Linked DNA regions of Homo sapiens: region 2 is linked to region 1. Evidence: read pairs that join two places in POLR2A ChIA-PET (ENCODE). Cell type or tissue: GM12878. All regions are shown on one strand. Links, peaks and the distances in the headings refer to the core of each region. The heading gives the core; the rest is flanking DNA. Region 1 has its middle 17 kb from the start of LINC02813. Region 2 overlaps CNIH3 (cornichon family AMPA receptor auxiliary protein 3).

What was found. ChIA-PET counts read pairs that join two places held together with the same protein. Peaks named below come from ENCODE experiments on the same cell type or tissue, not always from the same donor. Only the 100,000 strongest peaks of a DNase experiment are listed, where the experiment ranks them.
Region 2: POLR2A ChIA-PET joins it to region 1 with 5 read pairs; 4 of 35 experiments call an interaction of 5 or more read pairs at or near these places.

Annotation. Positions count from the first base shown.
Region 1 is chr1:224,777,369-224,787,777 of GRCh38, forward strand. No RefSeq gene overlaps it. Among named protein-coding and RNA genes, the nearest start is that of LINC02813, 17 kb to the left of the region's middle. RefSeq lists an enhancer at 5,813-6,022. In GM12878, for the core only: no CTCF peak of the experiment used is centred there; a DNase peak (open chromatin) is centred at 6,093; H3K27ac peaks cover 2,008 bases.
Region 2 is chr1:224,697,226-224,707,634 of GRCh38, forward strand. The region is part of intron 3 of CNIH3 (cornichon family AMPA receptor auxiliary protein 3); the gene reads left to right. Among named protein-coding and RNA genes, the nearest start is that of CNIH3-AS1, 28 kb to the right of the region's middle. RefSeq lists an enhancer at 910-1,411. In GM12878, for the core only: a CTCF peak has its summit at 3,924 (motif pointing right); DNase peaks (open chromatin) are centred at 3,968 and 4,176.

The sequences.
Region 1 (10,409 bases), core at 3,688-7,687:
CCGTTTAGTGGGAAAAAGCTGAGTAAGAAACTGCATTTGTAGTATGTTTACAATGTTGTAATATATACATATGTATATATAAAAGCCTGAAGGAAACATAATAAAATGTTAACAATGACTGTGTTTGTGAAGACTATGGATGGTTTATTTCTAATAGTATTTTCTGCATTTCCAGCTTAAAGACTGAGTATGGCATATTTTTGAAATAAAAATATATACATTTAGAGAAGGAAAAACAATGACACTGAAAAAAATTGCTTTTGTAATCTGGATATTATTTAAAGAGTCAGTCTTGAGCAGTATCACTGAGGCTCAATATGACACCTCTCACCATCTGAAATGTTCTGAAAAGGGAGACAAAAACCTCTTAAGTTTTAAAACTGAAGACTTGTAAGTGACTTCATACATCATTAGAATCTGAGAATTCAGATGGGAATTTGAATTCCTGGGAAATTCGGAAGGATCAGAAGCACTGGTCAGTAGGAGCTTATTTTCTAGGAACCAAATTCAAGAAAATTGATTGGCATCTTTAAAGTGTACTTGGGGAGGGACAAGCTTCCAGGATTCATAAAGAGTAACTCAATAGTGCTGTCTGCATTGCAATTCTGTCTTTTCCCTGCTTCCTTTTTCTCACCTTCTTCCCACCCCTCTCTCTATCATCCTCCACCCCTACATAGTCTAGGGGAGAATGTAAAATAGTACAGAATTTCCAGAGGGCAGCTCAGCAATATATATTTTTACCCTTTAATTTTTAAATTTTAATTTATCTATTTATAGTTATTGTAGAGATGGGGTCTCACTATGTTGCCCACGCTGGTCTTGAACACCTGGACTCAAGAGATCTTCCTAAAGTGTTGAGATCATAGGTGTGATCCATTGTGCCCAGCCCCTACATCCTTTTTTTTTTTTTTTTTTTTGAGAGGGAGTCTCGCTCGCCCAGGCTGGAGTGCAGTGGTGCGATCTCAGCTCACTGCAAGCTCCGCCTCCCGGGTTCACGCCATTCTCCTGCCTCAGCCTCCCAAGTAGCTGGTACTACAGGTGCCCGCTACCGTGCCTGGCTAATTTTTTGTGTTTTTACTAGAGACGGGGTTTCACCGTGTTAGCCAGGATGGTCTCCATCTCCTGACCTCGTGATCCGCTTGCCTCGGCCTCGCAAAGTGCTGGGATTACAGGCGTGAGCCACCGCGCCTGGCCTACATCCTTTAATTTAATAATTTCACTGCTATCAATCAATCCCAGTGAAATAAACAGAGAGGCATAGGGGAAAAGGTATAAAAAAAGATGCTGTTAATCAAGCTGTTTATCAGAGCAGAAAGCAAAACACAAGATCAGGGCCAACATTGCTTGGGGGAAGCATTGGTTAAATAAATTAATGTTTATGTATTTGATGAACCAGTGTGTAGCCATTAAATTGGTTTTTATATTATTTTATATGTTAAATGGGAAATGCAGTAAACTAAATTCCATATACAATAGGACTCCAACTAAATAAAAGAAAAACACACAAAATCACCATAGATGTGTGCCTATGTGAATCTGAGTTGACCAGAAGGAATACCCCAGAAAGTTAACAATAGTTCTGTCTAGGTGGCATCAGGATGAGAGATTATTAATTTCTTTATATTTTTCACATGCTTTCAAAAATTCTTCTTACAGTAAGATACATTATTTTCACATGCACCAAAAAGCTATTATCTAACAAAGAAACAAAGATAGTTATTATCTTGGAAATGGAAGAATATTTGTTTCTAAGATGATTTATACTCTAAGGAGAAAACCATTGTCCATCTCCTTGTCTTTTCAGTCCTTTCTGCACCTGGATATCCTCAGCATTAACAATAACACCATCAACTCACTCATTGGACTTCATGAATGTGTGGTGGAGCCTCCTGAGGATTTAACTTTCAATACCATGACTTATTGATGAGACTTGTAATCAACAATAAAATTGGAAGGCCTCCTAACCATCTGCATTAGTCCATTCTTGAGCTACTATAAAGAACTACCTGAGACTGGGTAATTTCTAAAGAAAAGAAGTTTAATTGGCTCACGGTTCTGAGAGATAGATGTACAGGCCTCTGCTTCTGGGGTGGCCTCAAGAAACTTACAATCATAGTGGAAGATGAAGGGGAAGCAAGCATGTCTTACATGGCAGGAGCAGGAGAGAGAGGGTGGGGGAGGTGCCACAAACTTTTAAACAACCAGATTTCATGAGAACTCTATCACAAAACAGCACTAGGGGGATGGTGCTAAGCCATTAGAAACCACCCACATGATCCAATCACCTCCCACCAGGCCCCACTCCCAACACTGGGGATTACAATTCCATTTGAGATTTGGATGGGGCTCAGAGTCAAACCATATTACCATCTGAATAGACCCTTCCTCTGGGCCAAGGGCATTCCAGAATTAATCTGAAAAAGTAGTTCAGGCTGGATGAAGAGGGGATTGGACATGGCTCATCATTCCTATGAAGCATTAACATCAATACAGACCTTAAGTCTGTTAAGAAACATTTACAATCTATTGTCTCTGAAGCCTGCTACTTGCAGGCTTTATCTGCATGATAAAACCTTGGTCTCCACAACTCCAGACGTTCCTTTCTACTGATGATAACTTTCTACTGCTAATAACTGTTTCAACCAATTGCCAATCAGAAAATGTTTAAATCTACCAACGATCTGGAAGTTCCCCTCCTCGAGTTGCGTCGCCCTTCCAGATCAAACCAATGTAAATCTTTCATGTATTGGTTGACGTATTATGTCTCCCTAAAATGTATAAAAGCAATCTGTGCCCCAACCACCTTGGGTACACATCGTCAGGACCTCCTGAGGCTGTGTCATGGGTGTGTCCTTAACCTTGGCAAAATAAACTTTCTAAATTGATTGAGACCTGTCTCAGATACTTTTGGGTTCACAGCCTAAGTATAGGCTCCTTTAATAGTTAAGCGACTCCCTGAGGAGATGTTGTGAATTGTTAAATTCTCCATTCCGGCTTTTAGAGGATGCACAGAAACAACTGGATTGTCTGGAGTCAGCCCCATTGCAGGCCGCTGAGAAAGACAGCTGCAGACTATCTTGAGCTAAAATCACAATGTTAGCTCCACCAAGGTAAGGACTGCATTTGCCTAACTTACGGCTTTATGCACAGCAACCAGCACGTCTACCTACACACATAGGGGTCACTTAATCATATGTGAATTGACTTTGAGTGAATAAAAGAGTAGATATTTGTTTAACAAAGGAAGGAAAAACAGAAAAAAAGGGTGGTCTATTAATATCCTATTACTTTTTTGGAATGGGAGGCAAGTCTCTATGAATCTCTCACATTTCTTCACATCTAGGCATCAACACCCACTTTCCTCAGATTTATTTACTTTCCAGAATGGTAAAGATAGTGAGAATGTCCCCCTCCCTGGAGATGGTCTAGGATAATAAGGATAAAGACCTCTCTCCTCTTCTTGAGAAAGATTTGTTTACATTGCAGGGTAGTAAGATAACATCTCTCCCTGGAGGGGAGGATGGGCAGTTTTCCAGAAGCCCCATTGTAACGTAGGGGGGTTCCTAAGCTTAGGATTCCCCAGCTGTGAGGCGCCCCTGCACTCCGTGCATGGTATTCACCTGTGCCAACCTTTGCATCACCCTTGTGAGATCTGGGGCGTAAAGAGAACTGATACAAACAGGAAGCTTCTACCATTGCTGTGAAGTATCTAACTCCATCTACGTGGGCTCATTGTGTCCTTACTGGCAGAGACTATGGAGCTGTGATCAGGCAACCTGTCAGTTCCCACTGTTCTGCTGCTCAGTGCCTACCTGACCATGGGACATACCTACCATGTTTTTGCTTGGTATCATGATCCAAGTGAGCTATGGAATTAGCTTTTGTATGGGCCTCATATGTAGATGAACTTCTACTATGTGATGTTGGGGAAATGACTTAACATTTCTTAGCCTCAGTTTCTACATCTGTAAAATTACTTTCTTATGAGTTTGTTGTAAAGATTAACTATAAAGTGCCCAGCACAATGGCATGCACACATTAGTACAGCACCCTACAAAAGCTAATTTACCTTCTTTCCTATAAGCCCAGAAATCATAGACTACAATTTACTTAATTTGCTACTGTAGAATACTCTTTGATAACTTTTAATCCATAATTTCCATTTAAAATAAAATAATTGTATTACATTTTTTCCATCAAATTCTTATTAAAAGCAATTACAGATTTTTTTCACAGCAATATCAAAAATACTTTCATAAAGCAGTTATAAATATGTAAAAGTATACAGAAATATACAGAAATATTCCTTATTGTACAAATAGGAATCTTATTTATCTTATTTTCCCAGAGGGAAGAGAAAGGGGAATATTTGTTAAGCAGCAATTTTCCAGCCACTTTACATGCATTATGTTACTTAAAACTTTCAGGAATATTCTTTGTTATTATTTTGCAAATGAAGAAACAGAGGCTCAGACATATCAAGTAAAACTTGTATAAGATCACATAGTAGTGAAACCAAAACTTGAACCTTGAGTCTATTGACTTTAAAACATGAACTCTCTCTTTCACAAGTACCCAACTGCAGAAAGTGTTTACTCTGAGTTTCTCATCCTCTGCCCCTAATTCCCTGCCCGCTTCCATACCTCTTGCTGCAATCATTAATGAATTAGCACTGAGTTCCCTGTGTCCTCAAAATGGCAGCATTTCCTGGTATAACTAAAACTGGAACTTTGAGCCGTTTAGTATGGTGAATTCTACCTCCCTTCAAGTACTGAATTGCACAACTTCATATGCAAAAAGAAGCTTAGTATTTATTTGTTTGCTTTTTTTTGCTAAAAGAGAAGAGAGGATCCAGCGAAAGAGCTGGGGGGAGAGTGATAAGGGATGGGCCACATGGCATCCTGGTGGACATTTGCCATTGCTTTTTTTTTGACCACCCAACTCCTGAATCTTCTTTGTATATTTGGGACTTCCACTGTGTGAGCTGAGATCACTTTTGTGACCTCAAGAGAAGTCCAGACAACAGCTCTCCCAGCCCTCCTGAAGCCTGAGTGTGGCAAGTGACCAAGGCCTGGGCAATCAGGCAACCCCTGCAAGGACTCTGAATTGGGAAGTAGTGAGCAGGAGGAGGTTAGGGCCAGCAGCTGAAAGATAAGTGTTGCTGACAGACTTTGTCAGTGTCTAGGAACCATCTGCATCAATTTGAGGCTAAGAAACATAGTATCACCCATAGCTGGAGAGGGGACTGTCCCTCTACTCTGCTCCCCGAGCCCACTTGGCTATGGCCATGGTACCTCTGGTACCCTGAGGACTCTGGGTTCAGCAGGGAAAGAGACCTGAGTTTTGGAGGGAGAGTGTCTTCATATCTTCCTGGAGGCCACCAGCAGTGGAGGGGTCAGGAGGTTTGATGAAGAAACTGGAGGAGGGGACATGGGCAGACTTGTTTCTGATTACATGCGAGACACTCTCCCAGGGAGGTCCAGAGAGAACCAAGAGAGCTCTCAAAGGGCTTGTTTCTGTGTAGGTGGGTGGGCTAAGGGCCATGTGCATTAGGACAGATGAGGTCTGGGATATTCAGGTGACCTATACAATGAATAGATCTCTTCTAGCAATCCCATCAAAGAGTGTGTGCTTGAAGATGTAAACACTGATTTCACAGCCCACCTCCAACACAAATAAGGTGTGTTGGTGACACATCGCAGAGTGAAGTCACAGTGTCTGCATCTGTGAAATGTACATGATAATGAATGTTTATCCAGTTGTTATCGAATGCCCAGGGTTTAGTCTAGGTCCTGTTGCTTGCTGCATAGAAAGTTAATCACTGAGACCATGATTATTGCCAGGGAGGCTTTATTCGGGTGATGTCAACTGAAGAGATGGAGACAAGCCTCAAGTCTATCTCTTCTCCCATCTAAAATTATGGGTTGATTTAGCTGGGAAGGAAAACAGAAGGGGCAAGGAAGAGGAGTTGGTCAGCAGGCAGCAGGTGGTCAAATGAGGGTTCTGGTGTCTCATTGTAATCACATGTGGGAAAACAGGAATTAGGGAGGGGTAAGGAAGAGGAAGTGGTCAGCAGGCAGCAGGTGCGTTTCATTGTACAAAAGTAAGTTTCTCAAGCTTCAGTTCTATGGCCTTCTGGCTGGCTGGAAAATTGGGCTAGTTTCAGTTTGCAGAGCAATTATAAATAAATGAGAGTCTCTAAGTTAAAGAGCAAGACTTTGGGGGAGGAAGGGGCCAGATACCAATTATATCTATACCTTCGAAAACATTTACTGCCTTAGCCAGTACTAGGAAAGTGAGAGGCATCACATGGTAAAACTTTAATCTCCTTATATTTGCCTCTAAACATGATCTACACATGTTTACAGCATTTTAACCAGGAATCCTGTCCGTTTTCACTGAGAAGCCTTTGGTTGGAAACACAGTAGAGTGGACGTCTGTTTTTGTTTTTGTTTGTTTTTAACGTTGTTTTTTTCTTTTTGAGGAGGCACAGCATCCCTTATTTAGGGAAACTGCCTGCACAAATCCATGTAGTTCTGATGAGGCTGACAATGTCAGTATTCCAGGGTCCTGACCACAGCAATTGACATTTAGCCTAAGCAGAGAATGTCACTTTCTCTGGAATCTAATCTGGAACAGAGACACACAGGGCTAAAGCCCATTGGTGCCACATACAACGGCAATACCTCAGAGAAACAGAGACCACAAACTCCCACTGCTGTCCATGCTGTCGCCATCGTTTCTGTATTTCTGAAACCATTTGTTAGCTTTTCCTTTTTATATAATACTTTGGATAACTCCCTCTTCCTGTTTATGTTAGAGTTTACTTGTGCCGCTCAAACCCAAAAATATCTCAACAGATAGATTTTTAATTTACGTCATGGAGAAAGAAATGCTATTTAAAACTAAAACTATAAAGCAGCTTTTGAGTTTAAAGGGGAGGGTGGTTTCAAGATGATGGTAACATATTTCTAGGCTGTCCCATTCCTCTTGCAGAGGCTGGTGGGAGGGTGAGAAAAGGAAGATGGTGCATCTCAGAGCAGAGCCGTGCAAAGGGAGGTGTGGGGATGGGTTGAGATAAGGGCTCGATTGCTCTGCCTAACAGAGTGGGAAAAGTTGCTGGAAGACAGTAGGCCAAGCCATATGGCAGGAGACTAGAACTTAAGGAGAAAGTGGCCAAAGGAATTTTGAGAAGGAGGATAACATATTTAAAGTTAAGTAGTTTGAATTGTTTCAGTGTCAATCCAACATCCATTTCCTTCCGGGGAAAGTCTGTTGCACACAACTTTGTGTATGATCAACTGTGTGTGTGTGCCTGTGTCGTGTGTGTTTTGTATGCATGCATTGAGGAAGAGGGGGCTAGAATCTATGTCTGGCATGATGTGGTGTGGGGTAGGGATGGAAAATAGAGGAAGGCAAGATGATTCATAAACTAAACCACTTTAGCAGAATGGGTGACTTCATTCCCCCTGGAGAGATTGAGAAGCATGCAGCTTGCCTCTACATGTGGTTTCATTTTAATCTCAGAGGGCACAGTACTTTAGCTAATATCTGGCTCACATGATTATATATTCACAATCAATACATGTACATTTTGATGCTCTGGAGAAGAACTTGGAAAACAAGTAGGAAATAATCTTATTCCTCTAGAGAAGGGGCTGGCAAACTACTGGCATTGATGTAAATAAAGTTTTTCTGCAACATAGCCAGCTCATTCCTTTGAGTCGATTTACCACGAGAACTTATGGACCACAAAGCCTAAAATATTTACTCTCCAGCCCTTTAAGGAAAAGTTTGCCTACTTCTGCTTTAGAGGCCAAATGAGGCCTTACAGGAAGGAATAGGTTAGCCTTGTTCTACAAGTTGGACAACTCAATATGTACTGCTGGCTCAAGGTTTAAAGGTCCTTCATATTTGGCCTATAAACCTGAGGTGAGGTCTCACTGTTTATTTCAAGAGAAATCAGATAAAATCTAAACCAAGTACAGAAATGCTTTTTACAAATTTTATTTTAACTTTTGTCTATGGATTTCTTAACTCTCTTCTTCCCTTTTCTACCGTTAAAAGCAGCATGGTAGAGAGTCAAGGGCATGGGTTTGGGATTAAATAGTTACACATATGCAAGCTAGCTTCTCCATGTACTGCTTGTGTGACCTTGAGCAACGTTCCTAATTGAGAGCTATACCCCTGTTTTCTCATCTGTGAAATGGGCAGCATAATGCTCATTTCATAGGGCAGTTGTAAAGATTGTAAAGACAATGTTCATCGGGGTCTAGAATTTTGAAAATTCTCAACTTATATTACTCACACCCCTCCCCATCCTACTCCTGGTTCTTTGTTGTACTTTGCGCATGCAATGGAGGGCTTTATACTCAGCTGGTGTCCTCATGGTCATCTCTTTGCTATTAAACACTCATACTGTCAATTGTTTGGATCTGTGCCAGCAAGAAAACTGGGAGAGGCTGAGGGAATAATGTTTACCTCCATTTGGAATCTTCATGTTATTCTAAGGAGGAATGAGAAATCAGACCTGCCCAGCTCCCTGGGAGTTCTTTAACCTACTAAGCCTGGATTTCCAACTCAGGGCCTCATTGTGAACCTGGAGAGGAGGAGGTCATGGTCAAGAAGGGTTCGGGGCCAGGTCTGTAGAAGCACTAGTGTCCTGGTATCAGAAAAGCCCAGACAGAGCATTTAAGATGATTTAGGACAAACAACTTCCTTCTCAATTTGTGGACCAGGTTTAAGATCCCAGAGACCCAAAATAAATATAGGATTTCTGCCTGAGCAAGGCCGTACCCCAAGTTATCCCCCACAGAGAAATTACCAGCCTAATGCTTGAAAAGCACTTCACAGATGAAAGTGAACAAATACCTTAGATACTAATGTGGCTAAAAAGTCTGGCGTCTTGGACTTGGCTGTCGTGAAACTTCCGTGCCCTCCACCCTGACTCTGTGAGATAGGAAAGGCCTCTGCCACCTCAGGGCTCTTTTTTTGCCAAGCCAGCTCCCAACAGTGTTGAAGTTAAAGGAAATGCAATATCTTGTGTGAAATCCAAGTCTCTTCATTCCTGAATACAAATTAAGACCCCTTTGGCCTAATAAACATCATTGTCATGATTACAGTACTGATAGCTACCATTGGCTGAGCTCATGGAAGGTATGCACCAGGTATTTTACACAGCTATTATTTCCAGACTTCATCCAGCCTGAAAGTTTGGATTTGTTATCCCCATTTTAGAGAGGAAGAAATTGAGGCTCTAAGACATTAAATTCATTAAATTACTCACCTGAGTCAACAGGTAGTCAGATCTGTTTAACCCCAAAGCCACTCTCCCAAGCTTCCTTGCCTAAGCTGTTTTAGCTTTGCTCACAGAGGTCTAGCAATGCCCTAACTGCTCTGACCATTGTGGCAGGCACAGCTTCCCAGGTTCCTCTGCAGGAGAGTCTGATTCAGGGAATTTGGGGTGTAATAGGTGGTTCTTGTCATTGGGGAGCTTGAAAAACACTGGTAGTCACCACTCCCCTCCTCCTGCAGCTCCAAATGTGACTCATCCTGAGACCAAAGTGTAGACCTGTTTTTGAGACATGAAGCAAACAGGCTTCCCAAGACACCGTCTGATATGGTTTGGCTCTGGCCCCATCCAAATCTCATCTTGAATTATAATCCCCACTTGTCAAGGGAGGGACCTGGTGCGAGGTAATTGTGGTTTCCCCCATGCTGTTCTCATGATAGTGAATGAGTTCTCTCAAGATCTGATGGTTTTATAAGTTTTTGACAGTTCCTCCCTCACAGGCTCACACTTTCTCTCTCGCCTGCCACCATGTAAGATGTGTCTGCTTCCCCTTCTGCCCTGATTGTAACTTTCCTGAGGCCTCCCCAGCCATGTGGAACTGTGAGTCAATTAAACCTCTTTTCTTTATAAACTACCCAGTCTCTGGCAGCTCTTTATAGCAGTGTGAGAACAGACTAACACACCATCCCTATAAACTTTGAACATAAGGAGATAGAGAAGCATAAATGTGATAAGTTTCATTTCCTATGGGCTTGCGTGGATTTCTTGGGGATTTGAGATGTAAGACATGGACCAATAACACAGGTGAGATAACTGTGCTAACTTAGTTGTTGTGGACTGGCTTTAGCAGATGACAGCTGTGAAAACCAGCCAAAATAAACTGAGCAAAGCCTTCGAATGACTGAGACAAGCAGACTTCTCGGCTGTGTGAACATTGTGCACTCTGTGATTGGTTGTAGATTGCTGAGATGATGAAGCTGCAGAGAAGTTGACATTCTACAGGATGCTATTCCATCAGTGGAGAGCACGGAGAGAAAAGATTTAGAAATGCCTTTAAATCCAAACTTATGAGAAGTCTTCCATGTGGAGGCAATTACAAGGATTAAAACAAAATCAC
Region 2 (10,409 bases), core at 2,056-6,055, 82 kb before region 1:
TAGTTAGAGCGCTAGTTTGCAACCTTGGCTGTACGCCGAAATTGCTTGCGGAGGTTAAAAAATCCTGCTGCCTTTGTCCCGCCCCCCGGAATTTCTGAAGTGCAGCTTGGCACTTGTTTTTTTAACAGCTCTCCAGATGATTCTAATGTGTAGCCAAGCTGAGGATCACTGAGTGGGAGAATAGTGCAGGTGGGGAGGCATTTTCACTCTCTCCGTTCTCCAGGGTATGATTTAGAGAGCCGTAATTTTCAAAATGGTAGCAGAGTAAAAGCAATAATTTGCCAACAGGTGCCCAAGTGGACTGAAGGAGTTACTTCCTAAATTCCAGGGAGATGGTCAGCCCAGTGGGATGACTCATTGCAAGTCATCCACGAGCCACGTGCTTTTCATGGTGGGAACTCTGCTTCCAGATGCTTCATTTTCCAGAATGTGATGAGAAGTAAAGATTCTGTTTTTCAACCCCCAGAATGCTCACCCTTCCAGGCACTCATTCTTGCCCTTTTCCAAATTGCTGAAGAAGCAAGAAACATTTCTGGGTCCTGTTTCTGGGCCACAAAATGGGCCAATCTTACAAATCCTAATAACCTCTTATTCTTGGTTGCATTATCCAGTCTCTGCCTCTCACTCTTTCCAACTCCTACTGCCCCTCTCTAAAGGTAAAACCATGCCAGCCTGTACCTAGGTGGGGACAATAAGAGAGAATTCCTCTGAGCTCCCAGCTTGTGCTGAATTAATTCGCATGCTCCAGACATATCTTCTCCCCACGGAAAAGCTGCATTGCCGAGTTATCATGCTGGCTCCATTTGTAACTTCTATGGGACTTGTTATTCCTTAAGCAATTTGGGGCATTGGTCCTCCTCCAGAACTGAGTTTCACTGGCTCTGATTTCTGAGCTGTCTGTGTGGCACAGACAATTACACAACTCATGGAGTTTTGTTTCATTAGGATAAGACCCAGCAGTAGACAAGAAAATGCACTGAATAAGTTAAATGTGCTATACAAATGCAAAGTGCCATTATTATAAAGGGACAGAAAAGCCATCCTGTTTCCTTTCTGTATCAGCCAAATGGTCAAAGCAATGATGAGATTCTGGAGGACAATGATCACCGATTATAGCACAAGGAGGTAGGCGGGGAACACGCAGCAAGAACAGCTCTGCTATTGTGGCCTTTTAGTGGTGACATCACTGCTGTTACCACTCAGCGCACCAGCATAAGGTAGCACCAGTGCCACTGGTGTCCTGGTGGGAACCAAATAAAGGAACCACTTAGGCAGGGTGTACTGATAAATGACAAACTATATGTCTTCTGAGAGAAACTGTAGAAGTCTCTGCATGAGCTAGACTTTAATACATGCCATTGGGTACTTCACATTTTTTGACAGTGGTGATACCAATTGCCAATGCTGGGTCATTCTGAGTTATTGATAATGTATTTCAAGCACACATATTCTGGGCTTTAAAAGGAAGGTAGGTATAGGTGGAATTCAGAAGGTATAATAATTTGTAAAAAGCGTGCTTTCCTTAGCAGACTAGAAGATGAGTAAGGGCACTAATTGTGAATCTGGTTCACTTGCGGAACTCTGCCTGCAGCCAGCGCAGCACATAGCCAGTAATGCTTTGCTGATGGAATGAATGAATGAATGAATGAGTGGAACAAACTCCATGGTGACTGCTACATGCTTTACATGTGCTACATGCTTTACAAGTGTTTCACTTGTTCTTACCACACTGCTGTGATGTGGAGATGGGGAGCTGAGAGGTCACTTAGTAAGTGCAGGGTCTGGATTCACACCCAAATCCCTGCCCTTTCTGATAGTCCTTATGTTCCATGCTCTAGGGATTGAAGACACGTTTCCCTACTTTTCCCAGAATACTTCCACATCTTTGAGTTTTTCAGAGCAAGCTTGGCACCATCCCTGGACATTCCCGGGCATAACCATTCCCAGGATCCACCATTAGCCTCATGCGGATGGGCCCTGTTCTCTTCTCTAGTCTGACTACCATCTCTTCTCCACTGATTCTCACCCTCCAAGTCAAAAATGGGCTAAGAAGTTTTGACCAAAGGCATTGTTTCAACCTCAAGAGACTGTTGAAACTGATGTCTTGAGAGAAAGAACCTTCAGAGGACACTGTACCCCCTTCTCCTGGCCCTTCGGCAGCTGAATGTCAGCCAGGGGTGCCATAACACAGCAGCTGGGTGGCTTTAGCCACAGGCATTCTTCTTCTCACAGGTCTGGAGGCTAGAAGTACTAGATCAACGTGTCGGCAGGGTTGGTTCCTTCTGAGGGTTCTCTGCTTGGCTTGTGTATGGCCACCTTCTCACTGTCTCCACGTGATCATTCCTCTGTGTGTCCGTGTCCTAATTTCCTCTTCTTTAAGGACACTAGTCATACCAGGTTAGGGTCTATAGGGTAAATCCATCTGACAGCAATAATTTAAGCATACCTTTAGAATGGCCCTATATGGCAGATGCATCTGAATGTGTGTTCCAAGCTGGGGAACCTGTGTGTGGCCAACCCAGAGATTCATACCTTATCTATGATAAAAATCTGAGCCCCTCACCCCCTACCTGTCCCACTTGTCAGGGACATGCACTGCACAGGGGATTGAGGCCCTGAGCTTTGGGTTGAATGAAGGTTGCCATGTGGGGGTCATTAGGGGAGAGTGTTAAATGAAAATGTCTTATAAGCTGCATGATGTTTGCAGGAGGTTGTGGTTTTCTTGCCTGCCCTGCTTCCACTGGGCCCTGCGGTTATCTTGTCTGGCCCACCGCCTACTGGACTGTAGGAAGGTGGATGTGTTGTCCAGCCCACTGCCACTGCACTGTAGGAAGGCGGATATTTTGTCCAGCCCATCACCGCTGGACCATTTCTGTATATAAGGTAGTTCTCCTGTCCAGCTTGCCACCACTGGACTCTCTCCCCTGTATGGAGGCCACTAATAAAACCCCACGTCTTGTTTGCTAGCTCTGGGTCTCTTCTTCAGACTCTTGAATCTGGTACCCTCCCTAGTGAGGTTAATAGGGTCTTGGCAATAATAGGGCCCACCCTAATGACCACATTTAACCTAATTGCTTCTTTGAAGACTCTGTCTCCAAATACTTACTGTCCCATTCTGAGGTACTGGGAGTTAGGGCTTCCACGTATAAAATTTGGGAGGACATGTTTCAGTCTGCAACAGGATCTCTGCACTAGAGAAGAGTTTTCATGGAAACAACATCCCATTGGCTAGGAGAAATGATTTACCTGCCCTTGAATTCTGTTCTTTGGTGAATGGCAAATAGAGTGAATAGTGAGTTTCTGGGTTTTAATTTTCCTAGCACTTTCTCATTATCCCAGATGTGCTTTAGAGAAAGAAAGGGCAAGACTTGGATCCTCTTTCATTGGGTTTTATTGTGTTTATCAAGATCAAAAGCAAAGTTATCCTCAGTAAAGTCTGTGAATACTTTCTCCCATCATTCTCCTGGAGAAAGGGCCCAAACAGAAGGGACTGGGTCCTGCCTCTCCATGCTACCACACCTCTTGCAGGGAGCAGAGTGCAGAGCCTGTCCCCTGGACCTAGATGGTTGGCTCAACACATGTTGGACAGGGCATGGGTCATTCGTCATTCTAATTAGCTCCAGTGCCTGTTTCCCCAGCAGGCACAGAGTCAGGACAAAATCCACATCTGCCATGTGAACTTCTGCAGAGGTGCCACTTGCTGAGTAGGGCCAAAGTCATGTAATTATTGTAATTATTTTTGTTTATGGGATGTCCCTTCCCAGGAGATCCCAGGCACTTCACTGCCCAGAAGTTGTCACTTGAGAGCAGGACAGCATTGACCCATGCTGGGGCTGAAGGAAGTGATGAAGGGCCCTGACCACCCATGGTGCTATGCTGGCTGCCCGGAAGCCATGGCATGCATAAGCTTCTGGAGAGGCCACTAGGGGGTGTCACACTGCTATGCAGAGAGTGGAAGGGGGGCTCGGGTTCTTTTTTTTTTTTTTTGCTGGAGGAGGCGAGGTTAGCTAGACATGGAAGATTGGTTCTCAGTGGCTATCTTTGTGCTGCTATAACAAAATACCCTAGACTCAGTGGCTTAACAACACAAATGTATCTCTCACAGCTCTGGAGGCTGGGAAGTCCAAGATTAAGGTGCCAGACAATTCAGCATCTGTAGAGGGCCACTTCCTGGTTCATAGACAGCTGTCTTCTTGCTGCAGCCTTACATGGTGGAGGGGCAAGCTCTCTCTGCACCCTTTATCAGGACACTAATCCCATTCACGAGGGCTCCACCCTCATGTTGTCATCTAATCCTAATCAACTCCCAGAGACCCCACTTCCTAACACCATCACATTAGGGGGTAGCGTTTCAACATGTGAATTTTATGGGGAGATGAACATTCAGCTCGCAACAGAGGCTTAAGTGTTTTTTTCTATAACAACATTTATTAAGGTATTATATGTGGTATAATATGCCAGACGTTGTACAAAGTGCTTGGTTGGATGATCTCACTCGCGACAGCCCTGGGATGTAGACATCGTTATGGTCCCCTTTACACTGAGGAGGAAATTGAGGGACAGAGAAGTTAAGTAACATAAGCTAGTACATGCAAAGCTGGGGTTTAAATCCAGGCAGTCTTTCCTTGGAGCATGCTATTTCATTTTTCGTTATTAATTGTTTCAGTTATAAAAATAATATGTTCATATTTTCACTAGTAAAATGATGCAAAGTTGATATGAAGAAAATATTAATAAGCTGCCCCACCCTTGTCCTTCCTAACTCTCTGACATAAAAGCTGGGTTTGTATCCTCCCGTCATGCTGTATCTCCACTTGCATTTAGATAGACAAATACATGTATGCACAGATATACACTCCAGCTCAGTTTTTTTTTTGTTTCTCTTTCCTAATAATGGAAAAGTTGTTTTCCTATAACTAGTTTTTTCCCCACATACCATTACATCACCGATACCCTTGTAGGTCAATAGCTATAGGTTTCTCTTAAAAATAATTACACAAGCTTTCATAATATTCCATAGTACACACAATTTATTTAGCCATTTTCATATTTATAGACCTTATGTATGTTTTCAGTTCTGTTTATTTGGCCCCAACCCTGCAGTAAATACCTTTGTGGGCTTATATCCCAGGAGTGGGATCGTCAGGCAAGAGGGTATATAAATTTATACTTTTCTTAAAATTGTCAGATTACTTTCTCAGACAGGTCAAAGCAGATGTATTCCCACCAGCAGTATAAGAGAGTGTCTGTTTCCCCACACCAGCGTCACCATGACTGGATGCTCCAGGGTGCAGGCTGGCCTGTTGCAGAGGCGGCCTTCTGTCCTCAGCCCCAGGCGCAGCCCAAGGTAGATGCAGAATTGAGCAGTCAGGAACTTCTTCTCAGAGACCAGCTTTCTCAATCTCAGCAGCACATTTCAACCCACTGGGGGACGTTTAAAACCCAAGGATCCAGATGCAGGACCCCACCCCCAGAGAGTCTCACCTGATTGGTCAAGGGGGCACAGACCGTGGTGTTTTCAAAAGCTCTCAGAGGATTCTGATGGCCTGCCAAGGTGGAGACTTCTACTAGAGACCTTGCAGACACCAAGATCCTAACTTCTCTTTCCCCTCTCTTCCCTTCCCTCTCATTTCTTCCCCACTCCTCGGGCCCTGTCCTTGCTGGTCGGGGGAGACTTCGCTGAGATAGTATCCTCTACCTTTACTGTCCTGGGCCTGCAGAAACACATTGGTTGTAAGGGCTAGCTTTTAATTTCCATGTCCGAACCTCATCATTGAATTGGAAACTCAGGAGGTGAGGTTAGGGCCTCAGCATTTTATAAATGCTGCCAAGATAGCTCCAGTATGCAGGCAGAGGCAAACCATTGCCCTGTTTTTTTCCAGAGCAGGAAACACTTCTGACCTCTCAAGGTCCATCTGTCCTGGCTGGTCAAAACCTTTTTTCTACCTGTTGGAGGGGCCAGATTTTGAGGAGCCAGTGACCTAGTGTCTGTGCATCCCACGTGGGCCTGCACTCATGAGGGCAGAGGGCTGGCCAAGGTAGACGTGACCACCGGACCAGCTGAGCCACGATGGGCAGCTTGAATGTGTTAATGAACATGAAGCCTGCTTAGCAGAGGGGCTCAAACTTTGCCGCACATTAGAATCACCTGGGGGAAATTTTAAAAATCCTGATGCCCAGAATTCATCCCAAACCAATTAAGTCATAATCTCTGGGGTGAGACTCAGCATCAGTATTTTACAAAGCTCCCCAAGTGACTCCACTGTGCAGCTAAGTTGGAAAAATCAGTGCCCTAGGGAGCATTTTGCAGTGTTAGTTATCATGGTTAGGGCGCTGAGTTTCATCAGCCTGGCTGTGCTGATGGGGAGCTACTGCTTTCCTATTAGCATTGCTGCCTTTACCTGCCTGGTTGCCTCTTTCAAGCCTCCCTACCCAGTTCTTGAGCTAAGAATAGAGTTTCCAAAGCAATTTGTTTCCTAAAAGATAGAAGTTCATCTTTTTTCATGAGGCAAAAATATTCCTAGTATTTTTATACATGTGAACATTTCCTGGTTCTGCAGGATTCTGTTGACTCTGTTAGCCCCATCACCCACTGCCAGCTCATTCAGCCCGCAGCAGGTATTTAGGCAGAACAAGATGAGCACCTGCATATTCTCCCTGCAGCACACCTGAGTCGCTGCTGCTCTGCAGGCCTCCCACCTCAGCCTACGACGTATTCCAACTCAAAGGGAGCAACGGTGCACCAATCATGCGATGAATGAGGCCAGAGTTTCATTGGATTGGATTCTGTAATACATCTCTCAGAGGTGCGCCTTTGGTGGAGTGAGAACATGAACTACTGTTCAGGAGGTAGGGGCATGGACCACACCAGTGCACACTGCAGGTAGTAAGGTGCAGGGTGGCAGGTGGAAGGACGGTGTGTGTCCTGCCTGGTGTGAGCAGGCTGCATCACCTACAGAGCAGGACCTCCATGAGTCTCAGGTCATCAAAGAGGAGTGGAGACACAGCCCCTTCTCTCCTAGAAGCAGAGGCACGGGAACAATGAGAAGGCTCTCTCCAGGGCAGTGTGGCCCTGCAGGGTCCTAACAGCTCTGAAAGCCAGCAGGGGCTCTCTGCAAAAGCTAAAGTCAGCAGCAGATGATATGATGCAGGATTATGCACATTCGAATCCCCTGGGGAGCTTTTAAAACCCAGGGATCCAGAGGCAGGGAGCCATCCCCTGAGTCTCATTTAACATTTTATTTTGAAAAATGTCAAATATAAGGGGATGTTGGAAGAGCAGCACAATGAACACCCACGTAGCCTTCACCAAGATCCGCCGCTTATTCAGTTTGCCACATTTGCCTTCTCAGCTCTTCCCCATCCCCCGTGTATGTACAGCACATACTTTTTTTTTGCTGGACCATTTAATTGTATACATCATGGATCTGCATCCCCAAATACATCCTCCGACATAACCACAATACCATTGTCACACCAAAGAACATGGCTATAATATTGTCACCTAGTCATAGTCACATTTCCCCTAGTTTCCCTATAGTATTCTTTATAGTTGTTGTTGTTGCTTTTTAAATTCAGGATCCAATCAAAAATCACACATTGCACCAGGCACAGTGGCTCATGCCTGTAATCCCAGCACTTTGGGAGACTGAGGTGGGTGGATCACCTGAGGTCAAGAGTTCAAGACCAGCCTGACCAATGTGATGAAACCCCGTCTCTAGTAAAAAATACAAAAATTAGCTGGGCATGGTGGCAGACTACAGTAGGCTGTAGTCCCAGCTACTCAGGAGGCCAAGACAGGAGAATTGCTTGAACCTGGGAGACGAAGGTTGCAGTGAGCCGAGATCACACCACTGCACTCCAGCCTGGACAAGAGCGAGACTCCCTCTCAAAAAAATAAAAATAAAAATAAATCAGACATTGCATCTAGTTGTTGTGTTTCCCATAGTTTCCTTTAATCTAGAACCATTCTCCACTTTTTTCATGACACTGACCTCTTCTGAAGAGTGCCGAATGCAGGTAGTTTTTAAAAGTTCCCCATGTATTTCTAATGAGCAGCAGGATTAGGAAGCACTGCAATCAAAGGCTGCATGCTTTGCTTTCCCCATATAAATATGTGGGCAAATGAACAGGAAGCCGGGCGCTGGCCTGGAGCCCCCTTCATTCTTGGGAAGAGCCGCATGTGCCTTCCATGCACAGCCCTGGCCCCTTTCCACAGTGGTGTTTAGTTTTAGTTATGCAGAGTCACAAGCCACTCTGATCAATACCTTTTCTGGTGGCTCAGCACCTTCACCTCTTCTTTTCCCCTCCCTCCTGGGATCCCCTGCTCCCATTCTGTGATTTTTGTGCTGGATGTTCAAGGTATTGAACCTGTGATAGGAATTGCTTGAGCAACCTCACAGAGGACCGTGAAGGGAGGGGACATGGTGGTGTCTGTTCTCTCTGTAGCAGCAGCAGTGAGGGGTTGTTGTGAATGTTCTGCAGAGAGGGATGTCTCTCCCAGGCTGCCATAGTACCCTGCTCCAGCCACACTGAATTAAGCACCATTCACTTGCCCTTCATCTTCCTTCTTCCTTCACTTTTTTTTCTCTTTCTCTTTTTCTTTTCTTTTCTCTCTTTCTTTTCTTTTTTTTCTTTTTTTTTTTTTTTGAGCTGAACCTACCCATTCTTTAAGACTCAGCTCACATCGTCACTTCGGGGAAGCCTTTTGCTTCCTTCCTCAGTTGGAGTCTGTGTGCTTCTGGGGGCTCCCCTAGCACCCCAGGCTGATGACTACTCTAGCACTTACTAGGCAGCACTGCATTTTTCTTTCCGCAGCTAGACCAGGAGCTGCCAGAGGACAGGGACTGAGTCTGTTATGAGTCCAACACCAGTGCCCGCACATTGTAGGTGTCCAGTAAATGTTTGGTGAATGAAAGCAAAAGAGGTGTGTTCAGTTCTGAGAATTCTACAGTCACAGTTCTCCAGGTTACAATAATAGAATATTAGGGCTAGGGTGGGGACAAAAGTGACTTCATCTTGGATGCTGATCTGCCGTGTTCACTTCTGATTAGCCTTAGTCCCAGGAATGGCTCTTGATTCCCACTTTACTTACTGTCTCCACAGTAAGAACATGTCAACCTTGATGTCATCAGACAAATTACAGGCAATGACGCACATAGCATCCTCGCCTGTTCCGGAGGGTCGCCTTTGATTGTCTTGCTAGAGCACATGTACCCTCTCCCTGTGGTCTATAAGCCTTGGGTCTGAGGAGTAACAGTGCGGAGATCTACCTGTCTTGTGGGTGCCCAAGACCACACTTTTGTCTGTACATTCCCTGAATCAATGACCCAGTACCAACAAACTGGATTTGTCTGCCCCCTTCTTTGGTGTCTCAGCTCCTTCAGCATTTGGGAGGTTTGCATGTATGTCTCTTTAATGGAAAAGCTAGAAAGGATCTTAGTGAATTCTGGCCTCGCTCTTTCATCGAAGGTAAACAAAAGTGCAGAGAGAGAGACCTGCCTCAATGCCACAAAGTGGTAGAGTTAGTCAGGACTAAGCCTGTCTCCTGTTTCCCTGAAACCAGGGTTTTTTCCCTATGATACCATTCACCTTTATTTCATTAGACTGTTTATTGATTTCATATGTCCCAATCCTATTGACTTTTCATTATTCACATGTGGATAATTTTTCATATTATTATGTACTTTAAAAATCCAACCTCTAATTGGCTGCCTCTCCTTTCCTTTCTTTCTTTTTTTTTTTTTTTTTTTTTTTGAGACAGAGTCTTGCTCTGTCACCCAGTCTGGAGTGCAGTGGCGTGATCTTTGCTCACTGCAACCTCTACCTCGTGAGTTCAAGCAATCCTCCCATCTCAGCCTCCTGAGTAGCTGGGACCACAGGTGTGTGCCACCACACCCGGCTAATTTTTGTATTTTTAGTAGACATGGGGTTTCACCATGTTGTCCAGGCTGATCTCGAACTCCTGACCTCAAGTGATCTGCCCACCTCAGCCTCCCAAAGTGCTGGGATTACAAATGTCAGCCACTGCTGCCTTTCCTTTCTGACCACAGGAAAGAAAAGTTCATTTTAATCAAAGTTTAAGCACAATGTAATCAGGAGAGCAAATCTATTGGATGAAAAGCAACAAGCCCAAAACACACTTCAACCACCCTCAACCTCAAATAACGAATTCTGTACTGCTTTGAAACAGCATGGAGAGACACCCCCCGCCCCACCCCGCCCCACCCTCAATTGGTGTGGATGATTGAGAGTTAACCACAAAGTTCACAGAAGCAGCTTTTCTTCTCTCTCTACTCCACTGTGGGCTTGGCCAATGAGCAATGTGGGTCCTGGGACGGTCCGAGAATATTGCTATTCAAGTGGTCCATGACTTGAATAGCATAGTGAACCAGCAGCTTTGGCATCAC